Linked DNA regions of Homo sapiens: regions 1, 2, 3, 5 and 6 are each linked to region 4. Evidence: read pairs that join two places in POLR2A ChIA-PET (ENCODE). Cell type or tissue: HepG2. All regions are shown on one strand. Links, peaks and the distances in the headings refer to the core of each region. The heading gives the core; the rest is flanking DNA. Region 1 holds the start of AOC2 (amine oxidase copper containing 2). Region 2 overlaps AOC3 (amine oxidase copper containing 3). Region 3 holds the start of PSME3 (proteasome activator subunit 3). Region 4 has its middle 29 kb from the start of G6PC1. Region 5 has its middle 16 kb from the start of AOC3. Region 6 overlaps AOC2 (amine oxidase copper containing 2).

What was found. Peaks named below come from ENCODE experiments on the same cell type or tissue, not always from the same donor. Only the 100,000 strongest peaks of a DNase experiment are listed, where the experiment ranks them.
Region 1: POLR2A ChIA-PET joins it to region 4 with 39 read pairs; 16 of 35 experiments call an interaction of 5 or more read pairs at or near these places.
Region 2: POLR2A ChIA-PET joins it to region 4 with 23 read pairs; 15 of 35 experiments call an interaction of 5 or more read pairs at or near these places.
Region 3: POLR2A ChIA-PET joins it to region 4 with 14 read pairs; 17 of 35 experiments call an interaction of 5 or more read pairs at or near these places.
Region 5: POLR2A ChIA-PET joins it to region 4 with 14 read pairs; 6 of 35 experiments call an interaction of 5 or more read pairs at or near these places.
Region 6: POLR2A ChIA-PET joins it to region 4 with 10 read pairs; 16 of 35 experiments call an interaction of 5 or more read pairs at or near these places.

What each region holds. Positions count from the first base shown.
Region 1 is chr17:42,840,645-42,845,447 of GRCh38, reverse strand. PSME3 (proteasome activator subunit 3) reads right to left here. Exons shown (of 11, transcript NM_005789.4): 11 at 1,688-3,950. The coding sequence ends at 3,870. AOC2 (amine oxidase copper containing 2) reads right to left here and starts at 868. Exons shown (of 4, transcript NM_009590.4): 1 at 1-868. The coding sequence starts at 821. In HepG2, for the core only: a CTCF peak has its summit at 1,893 (motif pointing left); a DNase peak (open chromatin) is centred at 1,907.
Region 2 is chr17:42,853,321-42,858,123 of GRCh38, reverse strand. It overlaps AOC3 (amine oxidase copper containing 3), which reads right to left. Exons shown (of 4, transcript NM_003734.4): 2 at 3,391-3,676; 3 at 2,551-2,680; 4 at 1-1,849. The coding sequence ends at 1,574. Among named protein-coding and RNA genes, the nearest start is that of AOC3, 4.5 kb to the right of the region's middle. In HepG2, for the core only: no CTCF peak of the experiment used is centred there; DNase peaks (open chromatin) are centred at 2,653 and 3,663; H3K4me3 peaks cover 2,267 bases.
Region 3 is chr17:42,830,986-42,835,788 of GRCh38, reverse strand. It overlaps PSME3 (proteasome activator subunit 3), which reads right to left and starts at 2,392. Exons shown (of 11, transcript NM_005789.4): 1 at 2,116-2,392; 2 at 1,413-1,445; 3 at 1,212-1,274; 4 at 913-1,017. The coding sequence starts at 2,157. RefSeq lists an enhancer at 2,575-2,744. In HepG2, for the core only: no CTCF peak of the experiment used is centred there; DNase peaks (open chromatin) are centred at 2,398 and 3,378; H3K4me3 peaks cover 2,881 bases.
Region 4 is chr17:42,927,297-42,932,099 of GRCh38, reverse strand. No RefSeq gene overlaps it. Among named protein-coding and RNA genes, the nearest start is that of G6PC1, 29 kb to the right of the region's middle. RefSeq lists enhancers at 3,036-3,185, 3,075-3,651. In HepG2, for the core only: a CTCF peak has its summit at 2,670; a DNase peak (open chromatin) is centred at 2,719; H3K4me3 peaks cover 474 bases.
Region 5 is chr17:42,864,820-42,869,622 of GRCh38, reverse strand. It overlaps the pseudogene AOC4P. Among named protein-coding and RNA genes, the nearest start is that of AOC3, 16 kb to the right of the region's middle. In HepG2, for the core only: no CTCF peak of the experiment used is centred there; DNase peaks (open chromatin) are centred at 2,622 and 3,872; H3K4me3 peaks cover 569 bases.
Region 6 is chr17:42,846,374-42,851,176 of GRCh38, reverse strand. It overlaps AOC2 (amine oxidase copper containing 2), which reads right to left. Exons shown (of 4, transcript NM_009590.4): 2 at 1,806-2,091; 3 at 1,447-1,576; 4 at 470-1,095. The coding sequence ends at 829. Among named protein-coding and RNA genes, the nearest start is that of AOC3, 2.4 kb to the left of the region's middle. In HepG2, for the core only: no CTCF peak of the experiment used is centred there; no DNase peak of the experiment used is centred there.

The DNA of each region.
Region 1 (4,803 bases), core at 288-4,287, 87 kb after region 4:
TCCCGTTCCAACTGGCCCAAGTCTGCATAGTAGTGCCCAAGGTAGAAGACCTGCTGGACAGTCCAGTGGGCAGGGTCCAGGGCCCTGTGGTCCAGTAGTAGCTCCAGCCCCACGGGGTGAAGGAAAAGACCAACCCCTGAGATGTTATGGTAGAGGGCCATCCAGGTAGCTCGGTCCCCTGAGCGCAAGCCCCGAGGGGTGGCATGCACAGCTGCCAGGGTAGAGCCATTGTAGTTGAAGGTGGACGACAGGAAGATGGGTGCCTTGGGTAGCTCCACCTCTTTCAGATGCCTCCACATCTGTGTAAACTCAGCTCTCAGCACCGGGCGACGGTGATAGGGCAGGGGCCCGCCGTGACGCTCCACAGTCACATCCCGCATGTACGAGGGGTGAGGCAGCGGCCCCACCACCAGCTCACTCACATTGGGTTGGGGTTGTCCACCAAAGAGGACGATGGCCAGTGCCTCCCGGGCAGGTGGGGGGCTCCCCCTGTCCAGGTGGGCCAGGGCTGCAGCCTTGGGGGGCAGCTGCAGCTCCACTGAGAAGATGCAGTTGTCCGAGGGCTGAGCCTGGGCTGCGTCCACCAGCCCTGGCCCCAGCCGCTGGGTCAGAAAGCGCATCACAGCTGTCAACTCCTCTCGGCTCAGGTCTGCAAACAGCTGGCTCTGGCCAGGGTGTGGCCAGGGCTGGGCCCTATGGGATACAGAGGGGCAGTGGGGAGGCTGGCTGGAACCACCTGGGCTGGTCAGCAAAACATAGGCCAGGGCAAAGATGGTAATGAGGGACAGTGCCAGGAACGCCAGGACTATCTTGAGATGCATGGTGGATGCTGAGAGCTGAAATCAGAATTCTAACAGCTGCTCCTTCCAGTTACTGACATCAAGTCGGGGTTTATATTCGCTAGGATGGATAGGAAGGGAGAAAACTCCACCCCATGGGTTGGGCAGGAAATTTCTGACCTTGATTTATGTAATTCTGTTCCAATTTTCTGTCCTGTGGTTTGGCCCAGGGCACTGCTTCCACATGCATAGCCTCTTCCTTGCCCCTGAACTCCCACTGGTAGCAGTCAGTACCAACTACTGATTTCCATCATTTAGACCAGATGAAAGGGAATCTGGGTTAACGATGCTAACCTCCAGTTTCCACCTGGAATGGGTCTCAGGAAGAGTACAAACCTCAGATGCCCAATTAAGTTCTGCAGCCTGCATGCAAGCACTAAGCTGTCCATTTTCCTACCTCCTGGCAGGAACTGCATCCCAACAGCTCCAGGATTCACTGCCATGTTCAGCAGTAAGCACTGAATTCTACTTGTTGCCTAATGCCAAGCCCTTGATTTGTAGTCAGGCCATTTCCAACCAGTGGAGTGGCTGAGGGCCTGGGCTTAGTAATCAGGTTTGTCCACCAATCCCAGTTCCCTCAGCTGTGTAACCTTAGCGGAAATACTTATCCTGAGTCTCAGTGTCCTCATCTGTAACAAATAGATACAACTATCCTATAGATTCCTGAAGATTAAATGTGATCATGCACATTAGGTACTTAACAGCCTGGCACAGGGGAGGCACTCACAAACCGCTAGCTTTTGGTAGTCATCTCTGAAACAGAACAGAGCAGCTGCTCCTCCATTGTTCAAGACCTTAAACTCTTTTTACAGAGACAACGAGGGGATCATTGGAAACCAGAAGGCTACTTGCAAGGTGGAAGATGAGGAAACTTTATTTCAGAGGGAGATAGATTCCTAGGCAGCCCTCCAAGTAATTTGAAAACCAAAACTAGGAGTCTCCTCAAGAAACTGAAGACATTATTCAGGAAGAATTAGTATAAGGTAAAGAAAATGACTGGGTAGGACGCGCCTTGAACCAGTTCATTCCTTACACATGGAACGATAGCAGCCTCTACTGGCAGTTCATGGGTATCACTCGGGAAGGAAGGAACTAGGATCTTCTGAAAGTAGGGAGAGAAGGCAGCTTAGGTCTGGGAAGAGCTAACTTTCCCATAATTCAGACTGAACACAAATGAAGCACCCAACCTTGCTCAGTAGGCAGAAGCCTCAGTCTTTCCACTATACTGGGGAAAAGATTCAGCTCAACTGGCATAAGGACACACAACAGGGTGGCTAGGTGTCCATGGAGGTGGGTGTCCAAGCGTGCACACATATGAGCATGAGTACATCCCTAGCCACCAGAGCATTGCACCAGGGTCTGCGGCTTTAGAAAGAGGTCAAAGTACCTGTATTTTTAATAATTTCTTGACATGGTAAAAGAATTTTACATTACGATCCATGGGTGATAGGGTGAGGAGGAGGGGCAGTGGAACAGTCCAACAAACGAAACGGGAAACTGAGAAACACATGGAGGGAAGGGGGAAGGGTTTTAGCTGGAAGGGATCTGGAGGGTGGGTGGGAGCACTGCCCAACTAAAATGCAATTGGTTTGTTACTGAGTACTATTCGTGGGAAGACAGCATCCTGACTCCCTCTCTACAGAATATTGGGAGTAAAAATGATGCATCCCCGGTGGAAATATTATTGGGGGTTGGAAGACAGAGACAGGAAAAATAAGTCAGAAACAGACACTAAGAGTCACTGGCAGGCTGACTGCAGGTATCAACTCTCCAGCCGTGGTAGAATAAAAGAGCTAGGGGCTGAAGGGGATTAACACAAAAGCTGTTAACAATTAAGTGATATCTCTGGAAGATTCGAGAGACAGGAGGCAACTCTTCTATAGTTTTGACTTGCCCAGCACATTTCCACATACACAAATGTGTATATGCACGTGTGTGCATGCACATACACATACACACCAATGATTGCTTTCCCCGGAAGCCCGACACTATAAATAAAGAGAAATAGTTCCCAAAAGGAAAGCCCAACATGAGCAGCAGCATCTGGACCTCACACTTGCAGAAACCTTCACCCCAACTGAAAACTGGCTGGGAAAAGGCAACCAGGAGTCAAGCTCTTGCAATAATGCCAAAAAGGGCTGAGTCAGAGAGGAACAGGCTTTCCCCAAGCCCTCTGCTTCTCATCTCTCTGTTCTCCACCAACTCACCCTGGGTACCAAGAGGCTACAGTATCAGGAGGGAGGACGGGCCCAGGACGTTTGTCTGGGTAGATGACAACTAAGACAACTGTCACCTCCTGAAAGGTATGTGACAGGGGTTGTGGAGAGGGAGGGTATGTTAGCTAATGGAGTAGGAGTCTGTGTGTGCATGTCTGTATGGGCGTATACATGCATACACATATGTGCATGTGAAAACGCCCATTATAAAAACAACTGAAGGAGCTTCGGAATTGACTGAAGGCCTAAGGTATTTCTTGTCACGATCAAGATTCAAAGTGGGATGTACACAGATGGGAAGCCCTAAGTCATCACCAGGGCAACTGTGGGAGGATCCAATGCCCCACAGAGGAAAGAAACAGTAACCTCATGTGAGGAAGAGAAGTTCGTCCCCCCGCCACCCTAGTTCCTAAAAAACACCTAGCACTTTCCTTCCGGTTCCCTCAGCTTTTAACCAACTAATTATCAAACGGAAGAAAACATAAAGCGCAAGACACAGGAGGGAGAGAGGGGGAGAATGAAAACACAGGTATTTTTGTGCCAACATCCTGCACACACAAACCTGGAGTTCTCCAGAAATTACGACAGGTTGGGTGTGGGGTATTAGGGAAGGAAATAGAAGAGTTCCTGAGGCCTGAAAAAAGAGGTAAACACATCACAGAACTAGATGAGAGTTTCATTAGACTCTAACTAAAAACAGAGAGGTGTGATTACTATTTCCAGCCAGTTTCCCCATCACGATAGTCATGTAACAAACCAAGGCAATGTCGGTCTTGAGCCAGACTCACAGAGTCCCCTGGCCCTGGCCCTGGCCTCAGTACAGAGTCTCTGCATTGCTGCTCCGGGGCCGTTTGATCTTCTCGATATTTTTCAGGATCATGTCATGTAGAGTGACCTGAGAGAAGAGGGATCAGGGGAATCACATATCTGTACAACCCTTACCTCATCAAGAAAATGAGAGACCCCTTCACAAATCCCCAAGCAATCATCTGCATACGGTAAGTCCTTAATGTCATCAATAGGTTCTTAGCAACTGCGACTTGAAGGAAATTAAAGTACAGCAGGTAAGCAAATCAAGTACAGAAGGTCCTCAAATAACCTGGTTTCAAATAACATCATTTTGTTCGATGTCATTTTGTTACAATGTTAATGAAAAAAAAACTTGGTTTTGATATACATCATTTTTAAAGTCGCAGTTTCTAAGAACCTATGGACAACATTAAGTGAAGACTTACTGTATTTTTTTTTTTTTTTTTTTTTGAGACACGGTCTTGCTCTATCGCTCAGGCTGGAGTGCAATGGCGCGATCTCGGCTGACTGCAACCTCCGCCTCCCAGGTTCATGCCATTCTCCTGCCTCAGCCACCTGAGTAGCTGGGACTACAGGCGCCTGCCACCACACCCGGCTAATTTTTTTTATTTTTAGTACAGATGGGGTTTCACCATGTTAGCCAGGATGGTCTCGATCTCCTGACCTCGTGATCCGCCCGCCTCGGCCTCCCAAAGCGCTGGGGTTACAGGCGTGAGCCACTGCACCCGGCCAACTTACTGTAATTTTAATCTCACTTGAGCCTGCATTCAGGGTGGCAGCACCACCTCTCTTATACTTCAACTGGGTATAAATGGGTATTTCCAAGGCCCCAAGTGTCTAATAACAACTAACATGTATTGTGCACTTAACATAGTAAGAATTGTACCAGGTCCTTCAATGTGTTATCTCACTTATTTTAAAAAAGCGAATGAATTTTG
Region 2 (4,803 bases), core at 314-4,313, 74 kb after region 4:
TTGGGCCCATTTATTGTTTATTTTGAATAGGTAATACAGTCACATGGTTCAAAATTCAAAATGTACAAAAGGGTGTAAGTGTTAAGACCCTTCCCTCTCCTGTCCTCAACCTACTGGTTCCCCTCCCAAAAGTAATCAGTGTTACCCATTTATTCTGAATAGGCATACATAAGCAATTATGTGTTTATATTCTACTCCTTTCTGAAACACAAATGGGAAGTGCGCTATACACATTTCTGTGGCTTGCCTTTTTCACCTGAAGATTATTACATATTAGTATATAAAGACATACAATTATTTTTTAGCTGCATACTATTGTATTGTAAGGCTGTATCAGAATTGATTTAACCAGTCCTTTAGAGAAAAAAGTTTCTGTTGTTTCTCATCTCTTGCTATTTCTTTGTCCCCATCCCCAATCCAGACCTCAGGAGGGACAGCAGTGATGGGAATGGAGCCCAAGCCTGGACCAGGCCAGGCCCTGCCCCACCCAGGCCAGGCCCCTCCCCACTAGGCCAGACCCCCACCTCACCCAGGGCCCAGCTCATTCGCATGCCTGAATGTGATTGGACAGCCCCTCCTGGCTGGGTGGCTGGAGTTGTAGGGGCTTTGGCTTCTCATCTTTGATGCCCACCCTTTGTTTCCACTCCAGCCTCCCAAACAGGCTGTTGCAGAATACAGAGCCCTGGTACAAAATGGCCATTCTTCATTATCATTGCACCCCCAAATCACTTGAAATGCTAACTTGAGCTGCTGCTGTCACGATGACCATCCTCCTCTATAGAGAGCATGAGGCAGGCAGACACAAATGCACAGAAGCAGCTGTCCTGAAACACACCCAGCCCCAGGACAGGGGTAGGAGCAACTCCTACTCCCAATAAGCAACAGACACAAGGGAACGACACACAGGGATTGGCCACTCTGATTAGGGGTCCCGTGACCTTGAGACTTCCATAGGGCTGGAGAGGAGACGGAACTTGACTGAAAACTGAGGGCTGGGGGAGTACCAGGGGCTGGGACATAGGGATATCCCCTCAGGATTCGGGAGAAATTGCAGGATAGAAGAGAAGGCAGGAACAGGAGGAGGAGGAGGAAGTAGGTGAGAGAGAGGAAGACGAGAAGGAAAGGACCTGGATGAGAGGGAATGTGAGCAGAAGCATCCTTTCCAGCTCAGCTATGGACTTGCAGGACTGGCAACCCTACTCTGGGGTCTCCAGGGAATAGCCCCCTTTTAGAGTCCTTGGAGGTGGCCTAAAAAGATTCGGGAAAGCCAGACAGCAACAAAGGGAACCATCTAGGGAAGCCCTCGGCCACGGCTCCAGGCTGGGCCATGCCTGGCCTCTGTGGATGAGAACTCAGTACAGCTGGCATCAACAAGGTTCAGTGTCCCCTGTGTCAGGCATCACAGGGTCAGGAGGCTCCTGGCTCAGAGGCGGATGCGAGGGAGGGTAGTGGAAGAAAGAGAGTCCTGGCACAGGAAAGAGGGAACCAGGCTGCCGGCCCAGTGCCCAGCTGCTCCCCATCCCTCACACCCTGGCCCTGGAGCCCTTGGCCACATGCCCCATCCCAGGACCGCCTAGTTGTGAGAGAAGCCCCCGTGGGAGAAGGCAGGGAGGTCGGGGGCACAGGCAGCAGCCTGGGGCAGGCAAGCTAGGGGGTTGACCTCGCAGGCCCCAGCATCCTGGTCCCCTCGGAAGTAGATGGAGTCGGCAGAGTAGAAGGAGGGGTCTTCGTCAAAGAAGTTATAGGGTCGGAGGAAGAAGCCCACGCCGTTCCCCACAGTCACTGTGTTAGGAATGTCCTCTGCATGTGGGATATGCAGAAAACCAGCTGTCACCCAGGCCACCAAATCCTAGCAGGGGAGAAGAAAGAGGATCACGAGGTCTGGCTTTGCTGAGGACATGCCCTGGTAGGGATTCAGCTCACCAGCCCAAGGATCATGAGTCTTTAAACATTTTTTCCTGCTGGGTAGGAGTCAAAGCATAAGTAGTCCATTTCATATTAGGAACACCTGCTTCCCTGTCCCTGGCTTGCAGCCTCCATCTCTGACATTTCCCATCATATCGCCCATTGCCTATCTACCCCCAGAGGGTGACACCCACAGGCTACTTCAGCTCCTCTTCCCCTAACTCTCCAAGAGTTCCCCACAACTGAGGAAAGAAGGGTGGAGGAAAAAGAACCAGCGCTTGGGAAGCAGAACCAGGCCAACATTGTGAAATTCATCAAGTCAGGAATGGGAGAAGCTTCAGATACAGGAGATGTCATTTTCCCTGGTAACTTCCATCCCTCCTGAGTCCTGGAGCCTGGAAAGGACTCAGTCCATGAAACTGGAACTAAGAGGGCTCTAAGATCTCAAGGACAGGCCCAGGGCCTCACTCAGTGTCTGCATATGGACACCCAGCTCAGGAAGGTTCCCTCAAAGGATAATGATCAGATATACTGAAGTGCAGAAGGCAGGAATCAGCACCACCCCTGAGAAGTGCAGGTGGTTTTCAGGGACCCTCCCAAGAGAAAGCAAGGCTCATCCTGTACCCTCTACCCCGGCCAGCTGACCTTTCCAGCAATGGTCTCATTGTTGATGAAGTCACTGAAATCCACAGTGGGGGCCCAAGGGTCATTCTGATTGAAAACGCTGCTGCTACTGGGCTCCTCCTCCTTCCGCTGGGTCACAGCCAGCTGGTACCTAGGGAGGCACTGGTCAGGCCTCCATGGCCATTGACCCCATCCTGCTGCCTGATTATGATGAAAGGGAACTGAGTGCTCAGAGCTCAGCTTCCCCAATTGCAGTCACACAACTGACTCGGCGCTACAGAATCCCCGACGTCACCCTAAGGGGGGTCAAGTCCTCCTGTTTATCCCCAGCCATTTAACAGTACAACCCCTCTCCCATCCAAAACAGAAGAGAGTTCTCACTCCTGGGCTTTAGCCTCCAAGGGGAAAATGTGCCCATCATGGTTTCTTTGGATAACTAGAAAAACCTTTGGCCAGGCATTGTGGCTCATGCCTGTAATCACAGCACTTTGGGAGACCAAGGAGGGTGGATCATGAGGTCAGGAGTTCGAGACCAGCCTGGCCAACATGGTGAAACCCTATCTCTACTAAAAATACAAAAATTAGCCATGTGTGGTGGCGTGCACCTGTAATCCCAGCTACTGGGGAGGCTGAGGCAGGAGAATCGCTTGAAACTGGGAGGCGGAGGATGCAGTGAGATTGCTCCACTGCACTCCGGCCTGGGCAACAGAGCAAAACTCCATCTCAAAAAAAAAAAAAAAAAAGGAAAAGAAAAGCCTTCCTGAGAGAGCTCTCCCCTCACCTACAGTGTGAGCTGAGTGTCCGCCAACACTCCTTTCCCACTCTCACTGCCCCCCTCCTCTCTGACTGCCCGCCACTCACCTCTCCCAGCTGAAGCCTCTCGCCATGGAGCTGTTTTGGGGCAGCGGCTCTCCAGCAAAGCTGAGCATCTGGATGCGGTAGCCCCGGGGGTGACCCCACTTGTTGCTGTGGTTGCTGGCCAGGTACAGGTAGCGAGGGGTGGCGCTTCCCACGAGGAAGGCGGCCTGCTCCTCCATCTCCAGCAGCTTCCGGGTCACCTGCAGCCTCTGCAGCTGGTGCTCAGGGCTCCAGGGCACAGCCATGGGGACAAAGACCATATCCTCGGCCCAGACCCAGTTCTCCAGTCCTGCTCAGGGTGGGATAGGGGAGGGCCTGTCAGGCAACTGCCCTGGCCCCTCTGGACTCTGCCCCCATCTGGCTTCAGAGTGGGGGCCAAAGAGCAGCCCAGAACTGAGTGTGCCCCTCCTTCTCTTCCCTCTCCCCAGGATACCTCCAATCCTTTAGCCAAAGCTGTTGACCTGTAAATTAAAATACTTCATCAGGGAGTTCATTCCATTTCACTCATTCATTCTTTCAACATTCATTAGCAGAGAGGACTGTACTCGTCCCTGGGGATAGAGATGAATGATCATCCTTACCCTCTTGCTTTCCACGCAGACAGACAAACCACTGACTGGCCTGTCCTGTGAGAGGAGCATGGCCTAGGCAACTTCCGGATCACAGGAATACAGTTGCAGGCAGGAAAAGGGGGCCCTTCCGGGCAACTTTTCAGCCTGGCCTTAAAGGACATTACCAGAAAAGATGATATGGAAGGACATTCTAAGCAGAGACAAAGCATAAGCAAACAGGAGGATGCCTGACTGTAACATGTGAAGTGCGTGTCCAGGGACATGGAGAATTTGGGTGTAGCTGTGCAGAGCACAGCAAGGCAGGGTGGAGCTGCACCGTGAAGGAAAGAGTTTTGAGGGGGTTCTGCAGACAGGATCCCACAGGTGATGACGAAAGTGAGAGCTGAGTAAAGGGCAGGCTGGTGTGGATGGGAGGCCCTCTGGGTGCAGAGTGGCTCTTGGCTCTGAGAGCAACAAGAGCAAAAACAGCAGAGAGAGGGCTGGCACCTGCACGGCATGACAGTCTGACCTGCCGAGATACTGCAGGTGCAAAACAGAAACAAAACAAAATAAAACAAAACCAAAAAAAAACACCTGGTGACTGACTCAATGTGGGGAAAGACAGTGAAAAGACAAAGATGAAGACTCCAAGCCATCATGTAGCCTTGGCTCTCTCTGTGACCAGACTCCAGGATCTATCCAGAATGCTCCACGGGATCCATGTGACCCCTCACACTTAGGTGAATTGTGCCCAGAGAAAGAAGGAAAATCAGGGAGGAGGGTCCATCTCCAAAGGAAATGTACAACCTGGAATGACTGACCTGCACATGCCAGGGACGTGGTAGAATGCAAAGAGATCCTCCAA
Region 3 (4,803 bases), core at 401-4,400, 96 kb after region 4:
TCTTGTTCAGAGCCATGGGAAAAACCAGGTAACCTGATGAAGCTAGTTCTCTTTTTTTTTTTTTGAGACAGAGTCTCGCTCTGTCGCCCAGGCTGGAGTACAGTGGCGCAATCTCAGCTCACTGCAAGCTCCGCCTCCTGGGTTCATGCCATTCTCCTGCCTCAGCCTCCGAAGTAGCTGGGACTACAGGGGCCCACAACCACACCCAGTTAATTTTTTGTATTTTCAGTAGAGACAGGGTTTCACGGTGTTAGCCAGGATGGTCTTGATCTCCTGACCTCATGATCCGTCCACGTCGGCCTCCCAAAGTGCTGGGATTACAGGCGTGAGCCAAGGTGCCTGGCCTAAGCTAGTTCTCTTTTATTTGAAACTCACTCTAACACTGACAGTAGCATTAGCACATTCACTTCACGTCGTAAATGAAACTGAGGGTCTAAAAGGAATATACTGGAGTCCCCGTGCAGTGACTCACGCCTGTAATCCCAGCACTTTGGGACGCTGAGGCGGGTGGATTACTTGAGCTCAGGAGTTTGAGACCGGCCTGGGCAACATGGTGAAACCCCATCTCTACAAAAAATACAAAAATCAGTGGGCATGGTGGTGGACTCCTGTAGTCCCAGCTACCTGCGAGGCTGAGGAGGAAGGATCGCTTGAGTTCGGGAGGTCAAGGCTGCAGTGAGCAGCATTCCCGCCACTACACTCCAGCTTGGGCAAAAAAAGTGACACCCTTTCTCAAAAATAAATAAATAAATAAGAAATAAAAGAACTATACTAGAGTCATCATGTCTGTAACAGAGTCCTAGTTCCCAGATCCAAATCCCACTGTTCCCTCTGTACATCTTAAACTGACAAGGAAACAGAGGACAGAGGACCTACTGCTCAAGAACACAAAGATAAATATAGGACACTTACACCATCCAGTCCATCATGGCTATTGGTGAGAAGAATGGGGTCAGGGACTGGGAGATTCATGTCAGAGTGGATCTGAGTTAGGTCATGGATGTTTAAGATTGGTTCCTGAAAGACACCCACCCCAAAACATTAATCTTTTCAAGCTGAACAAAGAAGTATTTGATTTGAAGAGCAAGAAATGAAAGTGCTTTTACAGTTTAAAAAAATAAAAAGAAGAAGAATCAACAGTTTATCCCAGTTGACAGTAATACCAGGGCCAAAAAAATTGGGGAATTTGAGGAAAGAATAGGGTCTCTCACCTTCAGAAAACTATCAAGTTCTAATAACTTCTTTGGGAAAAAATTTGCCACCAAGTCTTCTGCCTAAGGAAGAGGGAAAATACAGCTGAATTAATATCTGTGGGAAGGTCTCTCTCTCTCTCTCTCTCTCTCTCTCTCTCCAGGTATCTCCTCTTTGGGAAATTCTCAACCAACAACCATTTTTCTATTTATTTCACTCACCTCACTTGTGATCCGCTCCCTGAAAGAATCAACCTAAAATTAACAAAGAGAGCAATTCAGTACCTGGGGACAGAGGTAAGAGCAGGATGGAGAATCCCAATCCAACTGTCTTTCCCTCACCTTGTAACTGTAATAAGAAGCTGAGAGGCCCCCAGACTGCAAATACTTTATTTTTTTGAGGATCCATTTTTCCATCTCAGAAGAACGCAGGGCTTTGAGGACAGCACCTGCCTGTCTCCTCTGTCCTCCCCCTTCCCTCCCTTCCTCCTGTGTCTGAAGCTGTCTGAATTTGATAAGCAGACAAAAGACAGGTAGTTAGGGAAGATGTGAGCTCACAAACGTGCCAACCCCCACCCAGACCTAGTCTATGATACTAGGCAGGCCAGCCGCCAAGGGCAGGGGCAGTGTCCAGGGACGTTGTTGGGCTGGGGGATTACCAGCTGTCACGGGCCTAAAGCCCTGAGTCCAACACGTGTCCGCGGAGGTGTCCCCGGGACTCTCCATCATCAGACGCGGTACAGAAAGCCATCCTATATTTTCCTCTCCCGCGAAGCCGACCCCGGGAGTTGGGGGCTGGGCTGAGCCGAGCGGAAGCTCAGAGCTGGTATCCCCAGGGAGACAAAGACGCCATGGGGAGTAGGAAGCCGGTCAGACTGCTGGGGGATCAAAGCGAGGGGCAAAAAGGCCGGACCGGTGCCGCTACCTTGAGCTTCACTTCCTGATCCACCTTCAGCAACGAGGCCATGGCCGGGCCGGGCCGTGTCCGATCCTCTGGACACCGGAGGCGCTGTGGACTCCAGGGAGGGGGCCGGAGGGACCTGAGAAATCTCGGCTGACCTCGGGACCCGACCGCCCTTGCTGGCTTACTCACTGCTCGCTCGCTCCCTCCCTCTGTGCCGTCCGCCCGCCCGCCGGCAGCCTGCTGCCTGCTTGCTCTCTCGCTCGCCCTCCCGGCTTTCGCCGCTCACGCCGGAAACTGCGTCACAGCCAATCGCCGAGACTCCTGCGAGGCTGTGCACGTGCGCTGCGCAGCCGCGATGAGGCATGGCTTTGGACGCTCCCAGCGGGGTTCACACTGCCGGGGTCAAGTGTCGGGTAGGGGTAAAGTAAAAAGGAGAGCTGTGGGGAATGGTGCGCTGAGAACTGAGCCTCCGAGAGACTCGGAAACGGTGCGGCCCTCTCTGTTGTCCCGGAACTCGCCTTCACCGAAGGGACCTTCTCAGCCGCTGCACTCCCGGGGACAACGCCGTCGCGCCCCAGTGACGTAGGCTCGGGGAAGTCGGGGACCCGGGTACTGGGTTCGGGGGTGTAGTCCCTGATTCCCGCTGCCTCTGCCCGTTTGCCGAGGCTCAAGTGTTTAGGCTAGAGCGAAAAAGACAAGCGCCGTTGTACCAAGCTTTCCTGGTACATTTCCCTGCCAACTGATTCTCGTAAGCTTCCAGACCTCAAAGATCAACTACCTAATTGGCAAATTGATCCCCAGAGTAGGGTAGGGCTTGTCCAAGGCGTTTCCAGTACATCCTGAGCCAGAACCCAGATCTCCTAACTTCTACGGCAGTGCTGTATCTATTTGCCTAGTGGAAGCATGAGACTATACCTCTTCATGCACCCATTCATTCGATCTCTCTCTCTCGACATTGGATATATCATTCAATAAAATGGGGCAGGGCACTGTGTCAGATTCTAGAAATATGTGAGTCACATATGTAGGTTGAAATCTTCTAGTAGCCACAATTAAAAAGTAAAACAAGTGAAAATTTTAGTCATACATTTAACCCAGTTTATACAAGTATTTCAACATGTAATCAACATTTAAAAATCGAGATCTTATGCATTCTTTTCTCATACCAAGTCTTCAAAATCCAGTGCGTATTTTACACTTAACTGCACATCTCAATAAGGCAACACCACATTTGTAGTACAGTGCTCAGTAGCCACATGTGGCTGCTGGCTTCTGTATTGAAGAGCACAGCTCTGGGAAATCAAAGGCAAACAAGATTCAAGGTCGCTGGTCCCATGGGGCATAATATTGGAAAAACACCAGAAAGTAAACTGACAAGGTAACTGCAAAATTTGATAAATGTTAGGGAAAAAGTGGATGACATAGAAAATACGAGAGATCTATTTTAGATCGAATGGCCAAGGAAGGCCTCTGAACAGGCAAGCTGTGATCTAAAGGATATAAAGAGGTTAGCATGGAAAGAGTGAGAAGAGCCTTGAGAGGTATAAGGGCAGCTCAGGCAAATGCTCTAGGGAAGGAAAGAGATTGTCTTGAAGACAAAGACTAGTGAGCTGAGGGTGAGGAGGGTTGTTAGTAAACAATCTAGATTAAGTGCAAAAGGAGGTCATCAGATTTGTATTTTGGGGTCGCTCTTGCTGTTGAACATTTATCCTAGGCTGGCCTCTCTACTAAGTGCTAGGAAAATGAGGGGAATACACAATTAAATGGAGTAAAGCACAGAAGACTGACTATGGCCTTTGGGATCAGAGACCTGGGCTTCAAATCCCACCTCAGCTCCTTACTAACTGGAATCTTGGGCAAATTATTGAAATGCTGAGTCTCGATTCCCTCATCTGTAAGATGGAATTTTAATAATTAGTAATAAATAATAGTATGTAATTTTGTAGTGTTGTGAATATTAGAAATAATATATGTAAAACAATTAGCACAGTGCTTAGACACAAAATAAATAGTAGCCACTGTCAGGTAAGTAAGTGATCTGTTAATGCTTAGCATGAAGAGGTTACTCCTTAAATTACAGTAATTATTTCCATTCCTGCTTTCAAGCTCAAAGTCCTTTTCAGCTTATAGAAGGCCACATATAACATCATGCTCTATCAGTTTTCCCCCTTTTACATGTTTTCTGTTAACACATTTCCCTGGGAACTTTTGAGATCCGATTTGAAACTTCAGGAATTATTTCCCACATTTACTCCATTCTATTTTAAGTATGCCACTATTCTTATTCCAGTCAGAATTTATAACATCAACTGGAAAAGCTAATATGTTTGTGCCTGTTAAAATATGCTTTGTTCTCAAATAATTATGTTTTGTCTCCTTCAAGTAGGTTATAAGACAGATACACATTCTCTTTATTTCCCTTCCTCCTCCCCATCCAAGTGTTTAATATAATACTCCATTCATTTGTTTATTCAGTGAACAACTGGAGAGTACCACTACACTTAACAATAACTATTCATTTCTGGGTGCTTACAAGTCACATGTGATCACTGATGACTGGTCTAATTTTAAATTCATGTCCCAAAATCTCAAATGAGTGCACAACACTGCCTGAGCTCCTACTACATGCTCCTGACAAGTTTGCTCTCCCACCCTCCCAATGACTATCATACTTTCTCATCTCCCTGAACCTCCAGTATTCCTTCTCTC
Region 4 (4,803 bases), core at 398-4,397:
TGACTTTTAATATTTCTCACGTTTCTTTTTAACCTTTAGAGAAATCTCTGATGTATCTGATGAAATTTTTGTCTGCAGTTCAGTAGCTCTTTCAGTTTCATATTGATTTTTGATACTCTCTTCAAGAGGCATTGATGGATCTAGAAAAAAAAAGGTTTTTCATATTCTCAGTATTCTTTTTTTTTTTTTTTTTTTTGAGATGGAGTTTCACTCTTGTTGCCCAGGCTGGAGTGCAATGGTGCGATCTCGGCTCACTGCAATCTCTGCCTCCCAGGTTCAAGTGATTCTTCTGTCTCAGTCCCCGAGTAACTGGGATTACAGGCATGTGCCACCATGCCCAGCTAATTTTTGTATTTTTAGTAGAGACGGGGTTTCATCACATTGGTCGGTCTGGTCTTGAACTCCTGACCTCAGGTGATCAGCCCACCTTGGCCTCCCAAAGTGCTGGGATTACAGGCGTGAGCCACCACGCCCGGCCTACTTCTTTTTTCAAAATGTTAGCTTCAGTTATTTGTTTCTTTTGTAATTTCGTATTTTTGTGTTTTTTTGTAGAGATAGAGTCTCCCTATATTGCCCAGGCAGGTCTTGAACTCCTGGGCTCAAGTGATCCTCCTGCCTCAGCCTCCCAAAGTGCTGGGATTACACATGCGAGCCACTGTGCCTTGGCCCTCAGTTATTTCTGGATGATGAGATTGGAGTGATTTTTAGTTTCATCTTTATACTTTTCAGTAGTTTCCAACATTTCTGAATGAAATGATCTTCTTTGTAATTCATTTGTGTGATACTTTTCTAATGACAAAAAGCAAGATAAAGAGCCAGGTATGGTGACGTGCACCTACGTAATCCTAGCTGCTCAGGAGGCTGTGGCAGGAGGATCACTCAAGCCCAGGAGTTCGAGAGCAACCTGAGCATCATAACAAGACTCTGTCTCAACAAAAAAAATTAAGTTAAAATACTCTGTCAGAGCAATAAAGACCTTAAACTTCCCAAATGTCAACTCAGTAAAACAACAACAAAGTTCCCTGAGACTCTCTCAGTTATGATTTTACTCCCGAAGCAGTCACTGTCTTGGAAGGATGACTGGCTCTCAGGAGGCTGCCTCAAACGATGCATGTGAAATTCATGTAGGCTTCCAGTGTGTGTGTATGTGTGTTTTGGGGTTGTGTTTCCTGCTGTTTATAACAGGAGGATAGTCTGGTCAACCAGAACAAGGAGACCAAGCCAACAGACATCACCATCAGCAAAGGGACGGTATAATGGCGGTTGGCAAGGCAAATGAGGGCTAGTAAAGGAAATGCAATTATAGTGAGGGTGAAGATTAAATCTCTATGCAGGAATATTGCAGATAAAATAAATGAAAACAATTATATCTTTTTTTTCTTTTATAGAGAGGGGGTTGCGGTATGTTACCCAGGCTGGTCCTGAACTCTGGGTCTCAAGCAATTCTCCCGTCTTGCCTTCTAGTGTTGGGATTGCAGGCATGAGCCACCGGGCCTGGCCTGAAAATATTTTATATTGAATAAAAAATTACAACATAGAGTTCAATTGGAAACATTATTGTGAACCCATAAGCTTTAAGAGAAATATAATTTCCTGGCTCTGACCCTAAAATACAGTTCATTAACAGCATTTCTTTTTCTTTTTCTTTTTTCTTTTTTTGAAATGGAGTCTCGCTCTGTTGCCAGGCTGGACTGTAGTGGCTCAATCTTGGCTCACTGAACCTCTGCCTCCCAGGTTCAAGTGATTCTCCTCCCTCAGCCTCCTGAGTAGCTGGGATTATAGGCATCTGCCTAATTTTTGTATTTTTAGTAGAGATGGGGTTTCACCATAATGGCCAAGCTGGTCTTGAGCTCCTGACCTCATGATCCACCTGCCTCAGCCTCCCAAAGTACTGGGATTACAGGCGTGAGCCACCATGCCCTGGCCACAGCATTTCTTTTCCTTCTTCTTTTTTTTTTTTTCCTTTTTGAGATGAAGTCTCTCTCTGTTGCCCAGGCTGGAGTGCAGTGGCATGATCTCAGCTCACTGCAACCTCCGCCTCCTGGGTTCAAGCAATTCTCCTGGCTCAGCCTCCTGAGTAGCTGGGATTACAGGCACACACCACCACGCCCAGCTAATTTTTTGTATTTTTAGTAGATATGGGGTTTCCCCATGTTGGCCAGGCTGGTCTCGAACTCCTGACCTCAGGTGATCCTCCTGCCTCAGCCTTCCAAAGTGTTGGGATTACAGGCTAGGCCACTGCACCTAGCCCATTAACAGCATTTCTTCTGCTAACCTCCCACTCTCGTGCACCCATCAAAAGGAAATGAGACTTCTTAGTGGGTGGCTGATTCTGTGTCTTGGAACAAGGAAAATTTGGAATGGGCCTAGAACACAAGGATTTTAGGCCAGCAATGGTAGAAGGATAAGGAAGCCACTGTCCAAATTGCAACAATTTGACATCAAAAAAGGAACATAGTAATTATGTTTATTTATAATTGACAATTATGATTAAAATAAGTTCAGTGTGTGAAAGACCTCAAAATAAAAAAAAGTTGATATATGATTTTCTGATATATGACATATGATTTTTCTCTGCTTTTATGATATTTGAAGCATCATAAAGGGGACGCGGAGCTGGAGTGTCACAGGGGCTGAGGCAATGTAATTGGTTAAGCCACCAGTAGGGTGTGTGATCACCAACAAAAAGAAAAAGTCCTACACTGAAAGCCCATGGGGTTGAAGCAGGATTTGGTTCACGCTAGAACTTCTGAGAGTCAGTGTGTATCTTGATAAACAGCAACAGAGCTTAGTCATGAGTTCCCTGTAACTGGCTGCTCAGAGAGTTTGCTCCCCACCTCCTGGGGAGAACTTACCTGGGAAGAGGCCAATGTTTCTATCTAAGCCTGTCCCGTCCTCTGAGTTTCCAACCTTCTAATTTCACGTTGGGAGTGCCTCCGAACATGTTTTTGCTGAGTCATTTGTGGAGCTCTAGAATTGTTGAACCTATCATTTGTTTTCCAAGTTAGGGGCAAACAGTAATATATTGCTCATTTATTATTCAACCAAGATATCTGGAGTCCTCCTCATGTGTTAGGCCAGGGCTAGGCACAGGGTTTAAGTGCAAGAGTGAGCAAAGCAGGCATGGAGCTGCACTCATGGGGCCTAGTCTAGTGGGGAAGACGGACATGATCCAAATAATCACAAAGTGACGTTTGGTAGAGAGCAAAGTAAAAGGGGTGCTTTGGCAGGCCCAGAAGAGGAACTTGATCATGACTCATGGTGGGTGGGCAGGGAGGCTTCCTTGAGAAAGTGATACCAATGTGGAGGACTGAATTATGTGAAGAGGCAGAAGAGTGTTCTAAGAAGGGGGGTGTGTAAAAGCCCAAGCTCGGAGGAGGGCTGGAGTGTGTTGCATTGGAGGAACCAAGATGACATTGGCTGTGCTTTGTGGAATGAGGTGAAGGAGACCAGGTGAGGTGCGGTAGACAAGGTCCAGCTGAGGTAAGCTTTCAGAGGCCATATAAAGATTTTTTTTTTTTTGGTAAGAGCATTATTGAGATATAATTCACACACCACAAAATTCACACATTTAAAATGCACAATTTGGTAGCCAGTTGAGGTAGCTCATGCCTGTAATCCCAGCACTTTGGGAAGCAGAGACAGGTGGATCACTTGAGGCCAGGAGTTCAAGACCAGCCTGGCCAACATACTGAAACCCCGTCTCTACTAAAAATACAATTAGTTGGGTATGGTGGCACATGCCTGTAATCCCAGCTACTTGGGAGGCTGAGGCAGGAGAATCACTTGAATCCAGGAGGTGGAGGTTGCAGTGAGCTGAGATTGCGCCACTGCACTCCAGTCTGGGGCAACAGAGAGAGACTCCATCTCAAAAAGAAAAAAAAAAGAAAAGAAAAGAAAAGAAATGCTGTGGCTGGGGTGCGGTGGCTCACACCTGTAATCCCAGCACTTTGGGAGGCCAAGGTGGGTGGATCACTTGAAGTCAGGAGTTTGAGACCAGCCTGGCCAACATTGTGAAACGCCATCTCTACTAAAAATATAAAAATTAGCCTGGTGTGGTGGTGGGTGCCTGTAATCCCAGCTACTCGGGAGGCTGAGGCAGGAGAATTGATTGAACCTGGGAGGCGGAAGTTGCAGTGACCTGAGATCACACCATTGCACTCCAGCCTGGGGGATGAGAGCAAAACTCTGTCTCAAAAAAATAAAATAAAATAAATAAATAATGTACAATTCAGCCGGGCATGGTGGCTCATGCCTATAATCCCAGCACTTTGGGAAGCCAAGGTGGGAGGATTGCTTGAGGCCAGGAGTTTGAGATCAGCCTGAGCAACACAGTGCAACTTCATCTCTATGAAAAATTAAAAAGTTACCCAGGCATTGTGGTATCTACCTGTATTCCCAACTACTCTGGAGGCTAAGTTGGGAGGATCTCTTGAGCCCAGGAGGTTGAGGCTGCAGTGAGCTATGACCATGCCACCGTGCTCCAGCCTGGGTAATAGAGTGAGACTCTCTCAAAAAAAAAAAAAAAAAAGAAAGAAATTAAAAAAAGAAAAAAATACAATTCATTGGTTTTTAGTATATTCACAGAGTTGTACATAACCACAGTCAATTTGAGAACATTTTCGTCACCCTAAAAAAAAAACCCTGCAGCCTTCAGCAGTCACTCTCCATTTCCCCCAAACATCTAGCCTTAGGCAACCACCAATCTACTTTCTGTCTCTATGGATTTGCCGATTCTGGACATTTCTATAAATGGAATTATATGGTATGTGATCTTTTGTGCCTTGCTTCTTTCACTTAGTA
Region 5 (4,803 bases), core at 484-4,483, 63 kb after region 4:
AGGAGTTGGAGATTGCAGTGAGCTATTATCACACTACCTCATTCCAGCCTGGGTGATAGAGTGAGACCCTGTCTCAAAAAAGAAAAAAGAAAAAACAAAAGGTAAGAAAAAAAGAATGTAAACCATCTGAGAGCAACAATGTTGTTTCTTTTGTTAAATTGCATAGTTGGGTGCTTGGCACAAGTGTGCATTCATACATTTTTGTTGCTTGCTTGAATAATGTTGTTATATGAAAAAACAGAAGTGGCAAAACGTAGGTACATTATGATAACATTTGAATATAGAAATCTAAATACTTATATCAATATATCATATTTATACATAGTATACAATATAATAAATTCTATAATCACAGAGGTAATTTTTTAAAGCATGGAATACTTTTTTTTTTTGAGACAAAGTCTTGTTCAGTCACGCAGGATGGAGTGCAGTGGCTCAATCTCAGCTCACTGCAACCTCTGACTCCCAGATTCAAGTGATTCTCCTGCCTCAGCCTCCCGAGTAGCTAGGATTACAGCATACCCATGCCCAGCTAATTTTTGTATTTTTAGTACAGACAGGATTTCGCCATGTTGGCCAGGCTGGTTTTGAACTCCTGACCTCAAGTGATCCACCCCCCTCAGTCTCCCAAAGTGTTGGGCTTACAGGCATAAGCTACTGCTCCCAGCCCAACGAAAACTTTTAAAGCTAGGCATGGAGACTTCAGCTCACCCCTCCAGCACTTTTGCCTCTGCCAGGATGCCTTACCTGCTACATCCAGGTCCACCTTGAAGTGGGCGCTGTGGGTGTGGACCGTGCCCAGGGTGTGCTCTGAAACTTTGTTTCCATACCTCTGGGCAGCACCAAAGGGGAATGCTGAGCTGATGTAGCCGGTGGTGTGGAGTCTGATTTCTATGGCCCCATTAGGGTGGAAGACCATATCCCACACATAGTCATAGTTGAGCATAGTAGACACAGATCTGATGACCAGCACCGTTTCCGCAAGGCCCCCAAAGTAGTGGGAGTAGAGATCTGAGTGGTGTCGCCGCAGGGGGAGGCCCTGGTTCTGTTCAAATATACAAAAGGCATCGCGTATTGTCTTGGCGGCCTGGGACTCAAAAAGGAAGTGCCAGTCCACGTAGGTGGCCAGGTAGGGGCAGTCCACCCCATGGGTCAGGGGCGTGGAGAAGTGGCCCAAGCCAAAGCCACTATCTATGTACCGGCTTCGTAGAGCAGAAGGAGAATTGCCTCCATAGATGGCCAAGGCCGCCTGGACACTGACTTCATAGGCCACCCTCTCCCCTTGGAAGGGAACGTCAAAGATCCTTGGGCCACTGAATGCTCCGAGGCCAAAGGAGAAAGTCCACAGTGAGGAGGCCACTCGACTTCCCTGGACACTGAAGCGGGGGCCTTGGGGATGGAACTGCAGAGGGGGAGCTGGACCCGGGGGCACAGGGGACTTCAGGGACCAGGACCCACCTGTGCCATTGTCTGGGATCAGCACCACATTCACCAGGCCGGCCTCAAACTGGGCCTCCAGCTGGGCCAGGCTGTCATAGTAGCGGCCTTGATAGAACACCTTCTGGATAGTCCAGCGGGCAGGGTCAAGGGCCTTGTGGTTCACTAGCAGCTCCAAGCCCACGTGGTGCAGGAAGAACCCAGCGCCCGAGATGTTGTAGTAGAGGCCAAACTAGGTGGCCCGGTCCCCTGATTGCAGACCACGGGGAGCCGTGGTCATTGTCACCAGGTTCCGTCCCCGGCGCTTGTAGAAGCAACAGTGATGGAGAAGCCCAGAAGCCTGGGGCAGCTCTCTGTCGAAGATCATCTGGTCTATGTCCAGGTACTCTTGGAACAACATGGGGCGTCGGTGATAGGGCAGGGGGCCTCCATGACGCTCCACAGTCACGTCCCGCATGTAGGAGGGGTGAGGCAGTGGCCCCACCACCAGCTCACTCACGTTGGGCTGGGGTTGCCTGCCAAAGAAGACGATGGCCAGTGCCTCCCGGGCAGGTGGGGGGCTCCCCCTGTCCAAGTGAGCCAGGGCTGCAGCCTTGGGAGGCAGCTGCAACTCCACTGAGAAGACACAGTTGTCCGAGGGCTGGGCCTGGGCTGCATCCACCAGCCCTGGCCCCAGCTGCTGGGTCAGAAAGCGCATCACAGCCGTCAGCTCCTCTCGGCTCAGGTCTGCAAACAGCTGGCTCTGGCCAGGGTGTGTCCAAGGCTGGGCACTGGGAGATACGGAGGGGCAATGGGGAAGCTGGTTCAGCTTACATTCCCTCTCACCTCCTTTCTCACTCCCAGCCCCACCTTCACCCATGCCTGTCACCAGAACACTAAACAGGGACAAAATAATGAAGACAGCCATAGCTAAAGCTCCTGGGTCGTCTTCAGGCTCTTGGTTCTGAATGCAGAATACAAAATAGACAATGATAAACAGATAGAGAGGACCTGGGTGCAGGATGTTTCTCACAGCCTCTGGAGGGTCCTGGTGTGGTGCTGCTGGTCAAGAGGAATGATGGATATTGTGAAAAACCCCAAGGGCAGAGGGGTCAGGGGTGGAGCTAGAGGTGACTAGGAATCAGGTCGTGTTAAGGAGGTGGGGCAGAGTTAAACTTTGATTTTAAATGACCCACGTAAGCCTCTGTCCTCCTGTTCCAAATCAAACAACGTACTCAGGGTCAGGGTCAATGAACCAAGTAGGCAGAGAGGTGTGTTTTGGAGATAAGAGCTAGCAAGGTGCAAGAGGAAGTGGGGGGCGCCGACTGTCCTGCGGCTCTCCTTTCTTTTCCCTCCAGGTGGAACTTTTCTCCTGGCTGCAAGGCTGCAAGGGAAAATCACCTGGCCACACCTCCACAGCCAGATTCCCTCCTTCCCTCCTCTAGTTTTTGATGTCCTCCAGGCTCTGCCTCCCACCTCTCTCTCCTGCCTCCATCCATCCACTAGAATCCTAGCAGCAGCCTGAGGGAAGCCTGAGGGTAATGATGAGAAAGCAAAGCATCTAGCAGGGAGCTGGGGGGCTGAGAGGCTGAGCCAGGTCAGCTTTGTGGAGGCCCCAAGTGCCCTAAGTCACTGTAGGGGAGTGTGCAGGGTGCAGAACAAGCTAGAAGCTGCCTGGTTCATTGGGGTGGGGGTGAGTGTGGGGGCAGGAACCAGAGTATAACCGAGACCTTCATGCCTCCCCTTGTACTGGACTGAGGGATAGGCCAGGGCAGAGGTCAGGTGGGGCTGGGAAACTGGCTGTGGACTTATCTCGGGCCTGAAAATCCTTTTCCAAAATGGTGCCGACATGGAGAGTGAAGCCACCTCTGTCCTTCACAGCCAATGGCTGAGCGGCTTCTTTTCCAGGTGACAAACATGTGGAAAGCCACTGTCATTTGGGCAGCCAGGTCCTGAGGGGAACTGGAAGAGACTGAGGGTTCCAGAAGGGGGATGTGCTTCCCTCGTGTACCTGGGGAAGAATCCTCTCCAACCTGGACACATCTAGGAAGACTTCTCAGGAAGAGATGTTCGAGCCGACCTTGAAGATGATGCATTCACCTGGCAGAGAAGAGGAAGGATATTCCAGCAAAGGCACAGAAACCTGAAACAGCTCAGCACAAGCAGGGAACAGCCAAGGATCAGCCTATTTGGTGGGAGTTGGGGAGGAGGGGAGTAAGCAGAGGAGGTAAGATCATGAAGACGCGTGGCGCATGTTTTCAGCAAGGTAGTCATTGCAGAAAGACAGTGAGACAGACACCTGGAAACCTAGACCAGGTCATTGACCCTGACCCTGAGTGCGTTGTTTTATTTGGAACAGGAGGACGGAGGCTTATGTGGGTCATTTAAAGTCAAAGTTTAACTCTGCCCCACCTCCTGAACACGACCTGATTCCTAGTCCCCTCTAGCTCCACCCCCGACCCCTCTGCCCTTGGGTTTTTCACAATATCCATCATTCCTCTTGACTGGCAGCACCACACAGAGACCAGGACCCTCCAGATAAATCAACACCAGAAGGGTCAGGCTATCCAGAAATGTTTATGCCATTGGTTGTATTTTGATAAGGAAACTTGCCTGGTTTTCCTGCCTCTTGTTCTTTTATTTGACTTTATTTTTTTTGAGACAGTCTTGCTCTGTTGCCCAGGCTGGAGTGCAATGGTGCAATCTCAGCTCACTACAAGCTCCGTCTCCCAGGTTCAAGCAATTTTCCTGCCTCAGCCTGCAGAGTAGTTGGGATTACAGGCGTATGCCACCACACCCGGCTACTTTTTGTATCTTTATTTTATTTTATTTTAGATGGAGTCTTGCTCTGTCGTCCAGGCTGGAGTGCAGTGGCTCAATCTCAGCTCACTGCAACCTCCACCTCTCGGGTTCAAGCAATTCTCCTGCCTCAGCCTCCCAAGTAGCTGGGATTACAGACGCGAGTCACCACACCTGACTAATTTTGTATTTTTAATAGAGATGGAGTTTCACCATGTGGCCAGGCTGGTCTCAAACTCCTGACCCCAAGTGATCCACCCGCCTCAGCCTCCCAAAGTGCTGGGATTACAGGCGTAGCCACCGAGCCCGGCCTCTTGTTATTTAAAGCTGTAGAAGTAGTGGGGCTCATTTCAAGGCTGTAAGAAAAGTAGGGCTCCCCTTTCCTGCGGGATGGAATTTCAATATAACAACTCCTCCCTCCAGGCATGTGAGCCCTTCTTGTCCTCAGGGAAACCAAGAACCACATTTTCTCTTGCTGATCTGGTTTTTATGCTCTGTAGAAGCTCTTCATGAAAAAAACTGTTTTAAAAAAAGTTGGTTTTTTTTGTTTTGTTTTGTTTTGTTTTGTTTTTGAGACATGGTCTCGCT
Region 6 (4,803 bases), core at 467-4,466, 81 kb after region 4:
GGCTAGGGCAAGGGGGCGGGGTGGCCGGGGTTGGAGGCGGGTCTGAACAGCTGTGATTTCCACAGACCTTACATGGTTTTGTCTTCCAGCCTCCAAATCACTCTACTTTCTGGGTCAGGGTTGGAGTTGGGGAGAGTTGGGGCTAGGGGGAAGGGGAAGGAAAATTTCAAGATAATGCAGCACTGGGAAGGAGCAGGATCTGTGCAGAGCAGCCTCTCCTGACCTCAGCCCAGCTTCTTCCCCAGTCCCCCACTTAGTCAGGGCCAGATATTTTCCTGTAACTTCAAACTATCGTTTTCCTTCCAAAGACCCCCACCCCCTGCCCCTTTAGCTTTCCAAATGACATTCCTTGGCCAGGTCTATCCCCCTTGCCCTCTGGCCCCCAGCGCTAATTTCCCTGGCCAGACTCCTTAGTATTCTCCAGAGGACTCTAGATACTTAACAGGTCAAACAATAAATTCAAGTAAAATTCCTCTAATACTTTTTATTATAAATTACATACAACATCTGTTTTACAAAATTCTATCTACTCTTCCTTTTGAATGCACATGCATAAAGAGATGTCTGATGTAATGTGACCACCTATTTCTGAGTAGTAGGATTTGTGATATTTTTCTTTGAATATTTAAAAATCATTTTTATAATTTAACACTTTAGAGATGAACAGGAAGTAAGAATTAACCAAAGGGACTGATGGGGGTTTCGTGTGAGAGGAACATTGAGGGGGTGGGAATCTGGGGAGCAGGTGTGATAAAAACACGGAGAATAGAAAGTAGAAACAGGGAAAAGTACATGTGCCTAACCACGCCGCCCGCCACACCCTCAGGACTAGAAGCCGTGGTAAGAGAAAGGGGGTAAGTCCGGGACACAGGCTGCCAGGTCGGGGAGGCAGGCCACAGGATTGATGCTGCAGAGCCCAGCATCCTGGCCCTTCTCAAAGTAGACACTGCCAGGGGAGAAGATGGAGGGGTCCTCATCAAAGAAGTTATAGGGTCGGAGCAAGAAGCCAACTCTGTTCCCCAGAGTCACTGTGTTTGGGATGTCCTCGGCATGGGGAATGTGCAGGAAGCTGGCTGTGACCCAAGCCACCAGATCCTGCAAGAAGAAGGAGGAGCTGGAGGACTATGGAAGCGTGACCCAAAGAACCACCCTTCAGTCACAATCCCAGCCTCCAGTCTCAGCCTGGCTTCCACTCTCCCCAGCCTCATGCCCATACAACACGTGGAGCAATCCATGTAAGCAGCTGTGCGGGGAGAGGGGGGAGCCAGTGTCCCAGAGCTAATCTCACCCCAGGAGGGATGACCTGTGTTGGTCATCAGAAAACTCCATGGCCTCTGAATCTGCGAACTGGAAATCAGCCATTCCCTCTAACCTTTGGCCAGAGGCTGGGCAGCCAAGATGCCATGCCCACAGGTGTCCCTTTCCTATGTCCCTAGGGCAACCAACCTCTCCTAAGAGGGTTTCATTGTTGATGAAGTCAGCAAAGGTAACTGTGGGTGTCCAGATGTCATTCTGGTGATAGATGCTACTGCTCTGTGACTCCTCCTCCTTTCTCTGGGTCACCACAAGCTGGTATCTGGCCAGGAATCATAAGAAGGTGGTTTTGGGAAATGTCAAGTGCCTTTACTGGCCCAGGAGTCCCTTAGATCCGATTCTGTGTGAGACCATTTCCCACCGTGTATCTAACTTGGGTTTGAGGGGAGGTACAGGGATGAATGGTAGCCGTGGGAAGGGAGTTTGTCTCCAAGGACTGGGGCAGGGGAGGGGCTGTCCTTTCCTTCCACCCAGGCCAGGGCCCTCCTCACCTCCCCCAGCTGAGGGCCCTCTCCATGTCACTCTCCAGGGGTATGTGTATGCCAAGGGGGCTGTGGATCTGGATTCGGTACCCGCGCTGGTGACCCCACGCATTAGTCTGGTTGCTAGCCAGGTAGAGGTAGCGGGGTAGGGGGCTTCCCAAGGAAAAAGCTGTCAGGTCCTCCTTTCCCAGGACCTGCCGAGTCAGCTGTGGGCGCTGTAGCCAGTGCTCCGGGTTCCAGGGGGCAGCCACAGGTTTAAACACCACGTCTTCAGCTACCACCCAGTTTTTCAGCCCTGCCAGGGGGAGGGAAAGGAGATGAGTTCCACACCAGGTAAGGTCTCTGGGCCAGGTCCCTGTCTTCCCCATGATGTCCACTGCACTGGTGTGACAAAAGGCAGAGAGAGCATCAGAGCACACTGTGCTGGGAGCCAGGAGGTCTGGGCAAGAGCAAGCTCCTATCTTCTTCCAACTTGCCCTATCCGATAGGGTAACCACTAGCCACACGTGGCTATGAAAATTAAAACTTAGGGCCAGCTGAGGTGGCTCACACCTGCAATCCCAGCACTTTGGGAGGCTGAGGCGGGTGGATCATGTGAGCCCAGGAGTTTGAGACCAGCCTGTGCAACGTGGTGAAACCCTGACTCTACAAACAATAAAAAAATCAGCCAGGCATGGTGGTACATGCCTGTGGTCCCAGTTACTTGGGAAGCTGGGGTAGGAGGATTGCTTGAGCCCAGTAGGTTGTGGCTGCAATGAGCTGAGGTCACACCACTGCACTCTAGCCTGGGCAACAGAGCAAGACTCTGTCTAAAATATATATATATATATATATGTATATATATATATATATATATTCAGTTCCTCTGTCACACTAGCCACACTTGAAGTGCCCAGTTGCCACACATGGCTAGTGACTATTGTTTAGAGCCACAGCTCAAATACGGAATATTTCTATCACTACAGAAAGTTCTATTAGCACTGGACTACCAAACAGTCCCTGGACCAATTTGCTTCTCTGATTCACTTTCTGAATCCCTACACTGGGCATAATTAAAGCTGTTCTATGGCTGTGCCCAATAAACAGAAAAGCACTTGCAGCTGACTAGTGACATTCTTTTAACTATGAAAGGGATAATGATATTTGTCTTGGAGAAGCTAGCTGAAAAACTGACTCCTGAGCCGGGTGTGGCAGCTTGCAACTCAGGAGGCTGGTGGCAGGGTGATGCAGATCCCTTGAACCCAGGTGCTGGACACCAGCTGGGGTAACGGAATGAAACACTGCCTCTTAAAAAAAAAAAAAAAAAAAAAAAAAAGGCCGGGCATGGTAGCTCACAGCACTTTGGGAAGCCGAGGCGAGTGGATCACTTGAGACCGGGAGTTCAAGATGAGCCTGGCCAACATGGTGAAACCCCATCTCTACTTAAATAAATAAATAATTTAAAAAAATTAGCCAGGTGTGGTGGTGTGCTACTCTGGAGGCCGAGACACAAGAATCGCTTGAACCTGGGAGGTGGAGGTTGCGGTGAACTGAGATTGCACCACCGTGCTCCAGCCTGGGCAACAGAGTGAGACTCTGTCTTCAAAAAAAAAAAAAAAGCTGGGCGTGGTAGTGTATGCCTGTCATCCCAGCTACTAAGGAGGCTGAGGCAGGAGGATTGCTTGAGCCCAGGAGGTCAGGGCTGCAGTAACCTGTGATTGCACCGCTGCACTCCAGCCTGGGTGACAGTGAGACACTGCCTCAAAAAAAGAAAACCCAATCCCTTCCCATGGTCCCCTGCATACTCCTCCCAGCTCTGAGACTTCACTTTTGATCTCAGCAAGGTGGGAAGTACTGTCAGTGTTTTTCAGAAGCAAGCACATTCATACCTTTGTCTGGGAGTTCCTTGGAATTCTACAGCATCCATAACCTGCACTGCCTAACTCAGCACTTGGTCATACACTTTCTGCAGGTCTGGACTGTAAGTTCAACGAGACCTATATGAAGGTACCTGGCACGGGAGGCACTGCACTGAAGCTGGTGCCTCTGCAGCCATCCTGTGAGCTGGTGCCTGACACAGCCTCTCTGGCCCACAGCAGCAGCCCATGCTGCACACGCTAGGGGTCCAATAAATGTTACTTCCCAAAACAAGCCTCTTTAATGCCAAAGATGCTGAAGAAAAACTTCCAATCAGAAGACAAGTCAAAATCCAAGTATGTCAAAGAGTAATCTAGTTAATATGATCATTTCAATCATGCTATTAGTCCTTCCTACCCTCCACACCACTGCGAACACAAGTGCAAGTGCATGCACAGAGACACACGCAGGCACGCACGTGCCATGTCTTTAGACTTGAGGATAAGAAAACATTTCACAAGAAATACTAGTTTATGTTGCATTATACTTGGGCAGTCATTTCCTGTCCCATCTCCCGCCACCCTCCTTAGTTTCCCTTAAAATGGAGAGGGTCTGGTGAGTTTCTAATTTTCTTTGTGGATCAGTGTGTGAGTCTGTAAGTTCCTTTCTGTCCTTGACAAAGTCTGTCAGGAACAGCAAGTCCTCTGTGTGCTTTGAGCCCTTTGTGCTTGAGAAATCTCTTTCCATACTTGCAGCAAGCTGTGTGCCTGCCATGAGTCAACTGTGATGACAGGAATGGGATGGCCCTCCCGATGAGGAGTGGCCCTATCCTGGGGAGCAACCCCAGCTTTGCTACCCTCTCCTTCCTAAGCCCCAGGTCGACCCCCACCCTGAAGACTCTGGACAGACTTCTTCCGACCTCGGCTCAGGACCCTGCCCTCCCCACCCCTACTGACCCTCAGAATTAGGAAGAAGCAAAGTGCTCCAACTCCAGCCCCATTGGGCCAGTTCACCCACCCAGTGTCACTTGAGGCTAAGGCAATCATGCCCAGCCATTACATTTAAACTAGTTTCACAATCATAGCAAGTCAGAGGGGCTGGGCGGGGGAACTCTTTTCACCTTTTACCAGATACCCAGTAGCCCAGTACCAGACTCACTGCACTGAATATG